2 separate regions of the Homo sapiens genome follow, and region 2 is linked to region 1. Evidence: read pairs that join two places in POLR2A ChIA-PET (ENCODE). Cell type or tissue: GM12878. All regions are shown on one strand.

Region 1 (2,500 bases):
CCCACGAGCAAAGCCAACCGCATTATTCAGAGCTGCGTGCCCAGCACACGGCTCTAGAGAGAAGCGAGGAGCTGGGCCCAGCGGCAGTGGCAGTTCCCTTCTCCACCGCGCAGTCCCACTAAAGCTGCGGGCAGCTCTTGATTTGTGTATCTTACAAGAAGAAGAGGAGGGGGAGAAGAAGGGAAAAGTCGGCGTCTGCAGCCACACTCAAGTTCTTCCGCTCATCCACGACTGTGAAGCTCACAGCTCCGGCCACGCTGGCGTTCAACACCAGGTCACTGTCACTTCCACAGGGGACGGTCTTGCTTCTTTGGTAAAACCAAAGGAGTGTTTCAAACCATGCCCACCTTCCATTCACCTGTTTTTAAAATTTTTTTTTTTTTCAGAGCAGGAGCGGACGTTTATTAAAAAGCTTTAAGAGAGAAAGGAAGGTGCACTCGGAAGAGAACCCAGCGGGCGACCTGGAGAACAGGTGACCCACTGAACTGTGATCCTGCGCCCCTTTCCGTGAGGGTGGGCCGCCCGCAGGCACGGTGCCCGCCTCACCCTTGGGAAGTGAGCACGTGTGCTGGGATTGGGAAGTTGCACACGGGCAAGAAAGCAAGCACGGCGTCAGCAACATCAGACACAGAATCAGGGGCTTCAGTAAGAAAAAGGACAGCAGCTCTTCCTTGCAGGAAAATAGAGTCTGGAGGAAAAATGCCCCGTCCCCTGCAGCAGCTTGAACAGAAACACTGTACAGGGAGGTGGGCACACCAGGGAGCGGGAAGAGAGAGACACTCTGTTGCCGTCTAGACCCCGACCCCTTACCCGTGACACGGAGCCCACCACATGTCTGAGAGCAGACCTCTGCAGCGTGCGGGCCGGGGTCTGGATGGGGTCTCCCGGGCCCTCCTCCCTGGCAGCCCCGTCCGGGAGGCGCGGGTGCAGCCAGTTCACACATAAACGGTGTGGAACATCGCAGGCCACAGGGAAAGGCGTTTACGTGGCTATCCAAACTAAACCTCCTCCCACGCCCGACCCTGTGGTAAAAGACAAGTGTGCATGCTGGGCAAGGACGAAAGCTTCATCCCCTGGGCTGAGATTGTCGGGTGAAAGCGTCAAAGTGGAAGTGGCTACTGGAGAAAAACCCTCGCGCAGGGAGGCACAGTCATTCGGCTTCTTTAAGGAAAACCCCAGCTATCAGGCGCTATGCACACAACAGTCGTTAGAATGACCTTACACCCCACAAAACACACAGTCCTCTTGGAGGTGTATCTGCAGCTGAGGAGGCTGTCACCACACGAATTAGCCCTTATTTGTATTTCCATTTCCCAAGTTCAACTGTATCAGGAGACATTGGCTGATGAAACTGTTGACAAAGCCAGACTTCCTGCTACAAAGCCTGACTTCAGAAATTCAGACCACGCTTTCATTATGATCAAATTTAAACCCAACTTCAGAAATTCAGACCACGCTTTCATTATGATCGAGTTTAAACAAAACCAACAGCGACGTCCCCACCCTGCACAGGAGAGGGCTGTGCTCCGTCTCCCGTGTACTCTCATGGCATCTCCCCAGCCCCTGAGACGGGTCTGCGGTTGTCCCCACTTCACGGTGAGACACAAGTGTGCAGAGGGTGCCCAACCCGGAACTAGCTTGGGGGTGGGCTCCCAAGGACCAGGCAGCGTGGAGAGCACCCGGTGGGGCAGGGGAGAGCTGGAAGGATGGAAGGAACCCTGGCCTGAACGGCCCACAGCAGCGCTGGCCCCTGCCCAGGGAGTAAGTTCCCACCAAACTCCAAGCTCTGTGCTTTGGGATCTCGGTGCCACCTAAGCACCAGCCCCGTGCTAGCACCCACCAGGCTCTGCCATGGCACCCACAGGTTTCGCCCCATCTGGTTACCATCTCACACTGCCAGGCGGGACCAAAGTACCTGGGTTGAGGTGGCAGCTATGCTGAGTCCTGAACCGTGGGCAGGGCTCTGTCAGGCCACAAAGGCTCTGGAGAAGGCCAACCTCCACTGTCAGCACCGAGGCAAGGGCCTCAACACTGGATTTATTTACCAGCCTTTAAAAGCATCATCCGCCATGCATGCAGTGGCCCGGGAGGCTGAGGCGGGAGGGTTGCTGGGCCCAGGACTTCGAGGCTGCAGTGAGCTATGATCATGCCTGTGAATAGTGACTGCACTCCAGCCTGGGAAACAGCGAGACCCATCTCTAATGCATTCACGTCATCTATGAGCAGCAAATGAAAGCTCAGACACCTGAGAGGCCGGTGGCTCCAAGGTGCTGCACACCCTGACGCCCGCATGTCAGTACTGCAGCTCCGGGCAAATCACAGCAGAGCTTTCCTCCAGGTCAGCGCAACTGTGTTCCCGAGGGGCCCATGCAGCTTACGTGGAAAGGCCACCCCGTGCCACTCAGAATTACCAGGAGCGCAGCAAGTTTAAACTAGACACTGTTTATGCGCCTGACAGCAGGAGACGTGAGCCGGGTGCCTGGGAAAACCATCTTCAAAG
Region 2 (2,500 bases), 88 kb after region 1:
GGAGTCAGTCAAATGTAGGTGGGAGTCAAATGTAGGTGGGAGTCAGTCCAATGCAGGACAGAGTCCAGTGGAGGCGGTAGTCAAATGCAGGTGGGAGTCAAATGGAGGTAAGAGCCAAATGGAGGTGGGAGCTAAATGTAGGCAGGAGTCAGTCAAATGTAGGTGGGAGTCAGTCAAAGGTAGGCGGGAGTCAAATGTTGGTGGGAGTCAAATGTAGGTGGGAGTCAGTCAAATGTAGGCAAGAGTCAAATGTAGGCGGGAGTCAAATGTAGGCAAGAGTCAAATGTAGGCGGGAGTCAAATGTAGGCGGGAGTCAGTCAAATGTAGGTGGGAGTCAGTCAAATGTAGGTGGGAGTGAAATGTAGGTGGGGGTCAAATGTAGGCAGGAGTCAGTCAAATGTAGGTGGGAGTCAAATGTAGGCGGGAGTCAGTCAAATGTAGGCGGGAGTCAGTCAAATGTAGGTGGGACTCAAATGTAGGTGGGGGTCAAATGTAGGCAGGAGTCAGTCAAATGTAGGTGGGAGTCAAATGTAGGCGGGAGTCAAATGTAGGCAGAGTCAGTCAAATGTAGGCGGGAGTCAAATGTAGGCAGGAGTCAAATGTAGGTGGGAGTCAAATGTAGGCATAGTTCTAAATGTTTAAGAAAACTCCCATGACCTCTGGAGGCTCTGCTACCTGAGATAACTTGAGATTCACTGGCATACAGGGAGTAACCATCTCTGCCTTCTGGAATGTTCCCATGCCAACTTAGGGGTAAAATTCAGAAGTGAGGCTAGGTGGGGTGGCTCATGCCTATAACCCCGGCACTTTGGGAGGCCGAGGCAGGCGGATCACGAGGTCAGGAGATCAAGACCATCCTGGCTAACATGGTGAAACCCCTTCTCTACTAAAAATACAAAACAATTAGCCAGGCGTGGTGGTGGGCGCCTGTAGTCCCAGCTACACGGGAGGCTGAGGCAGGAGAATGGCGTGAACCCGGGAGGCAGAGCTTGCAGTGAGCCGAGATCACGCCACGGCACTCCAGCCTGGGCGACAGAGCGAGACTCCATCCCAAAAAAAAAAAAAAAAAATCAGAAGTGTATTTCAAGGAAGGGTCAACTTTAGTCCCAGACAAAATTGGGACACAGCCTCCTGCCTTCCTTCCCCCTTGGGCAGCAGCTGCTGTGAGCACCCAGCTGCTCCCTGGAACTTGGACAAAGCGCGTTTGGAACAGAGCTCCAGAGCCGCCTCCTGCAGCCGCCCCGGCCAACACCCAGGAGACTCAGATGTCTTGTTTCCTTCCTAACCCCCAATTCCATCCATCACTGCGTCCTGTTGACCAGGGGTCCCCAACCCCCGCGCCATAGACTGGCACCCATCCATGGCCTGTTAGGAACGGGGCAGCACACCAGGTGAGCAGCGGGTGAGCAGTGGGCAAAGCTTCATCTGTATTTTTTTTTTTTTTGAGACAGAGTCTCACTCTTGTTGCCCAGGCTGGAGTGCAGTGGAACAATCTTGGCTCACTGCAACCTCCACCTCCAGGGTTCAAGCAATTCTCCTGCCTCGGCCTCCTGGGTAGCTGGGATTAAAGGTGAGCACCACCATGTCCGGCTAATTTTTGTAGTTTTAGTAGAGATGGGGTTTCTCCATGATGTCCAGGCTGGTCTCAAACTCCCGACCTCAGGTGATCCACCCACCTCAGCCTCCCAAAGTACTAGGATTACAGGCGTGAGCCGCCACAGCCAGCCCCTTCATCTGTATTAACAGCTGCTCCCATTGCCGACGTTACCGCCTGAGCTCCACCTTGTCAGATCAGTAGCGGAGTTCGATTCTCACAGGATCGTGAACCCCATTGTGAACTGTGCATGCGAGGGGTTAGGTTTCACACTCCTTATGAGAATCTAATGCCTGATGATCTGTCATTGTCTCCCATCACCCACAGATGGGACCGTCTAGTTGCAGGAAAAGAAGCTCAGGGCTCCCACTGATTCTACACGATGGCGAGTCGTAGAATTATTTCATTCTATATCACAGTGTAATAACAGTAGAAGTAAAGTGCAACATAAATCGAATGTGCTTGAATCCTCCCGAAACCATCCCCTGCCCCCACTGTCCGTGGAAAAATTGTCTTCCACAAAACTGGTCCCTAGTCTCAGAAAGGTTGGGGCTCCCTGCTATTGATGACCCCCAGGCATCTCCCCAGCCTGCCTGCAGCTCCCTGTCCCTCTCACCGCAGCCGCCCTGGTCCAGGCCGCGTCCTCTCTCCCCAGCCAACCTGCCTGCTGCTGTACCCCATCCGTCTCACTGCAGCCATCCTGGTCCAGGCCGCGTCCTCCTCCCTAGGACAGCTGTGATGCTTCCCAGCTGGACTTCCTGCTTCTGCCTTTACCCTATAACATCCTTCTTTAACACAACGGCCAGAATGATTTCCTTCAAAAACAGCAATACGATGATGTCATTTGGCCGTTTAAAACTTCCTGTGGCTTCACGTTAGTCAGAGTCTAAACAGGAAAACAGAGCC

Evidence for each region. Peaks named below come from ENCODE experiments on the same cell type or tissue, not always from the same donor. Only the 100,000 strongest peaks of a DNase experiment are listed, where the experiment ranks them.
Region 2: POLR2A ChIA-PET joins it to region 1 with 8 read pairs; 2 of 35 experiments call an interaction of 5 or more read pairs at or near these places.

The regions. Positions count from the first base shown.
Region 1 is chr7:1,102,208-1,104,707 of GRCh38, forward strand. All of the region lies in intron 2 of CHLSN (cholesin), which reads right to left. Among named protein-coding and RNA genes, the nearest start is that of GPER1, 15 kb to the left of the region's middle. In GM12878, no CTCF peak of the experiment used is centred here; a DNase peak (open chromatin) is centred at 1,184; H3K4me3 peaks cover 1,711 bases; H3K27ac peaks cover 2,000 bases.
Region 2 is chr7:1,190,009-1,192,508 of GRCh38, forward strand. No RefSeq gene overlaps it. Among named protein-coding and RNA genes, the nearest start is that of ZFAND2A-DT, 31 kb to the left of the region's middle. In GM12878, no CTCF peak of the experiment used is centred here; no DNase peak of the experiment used is centred here.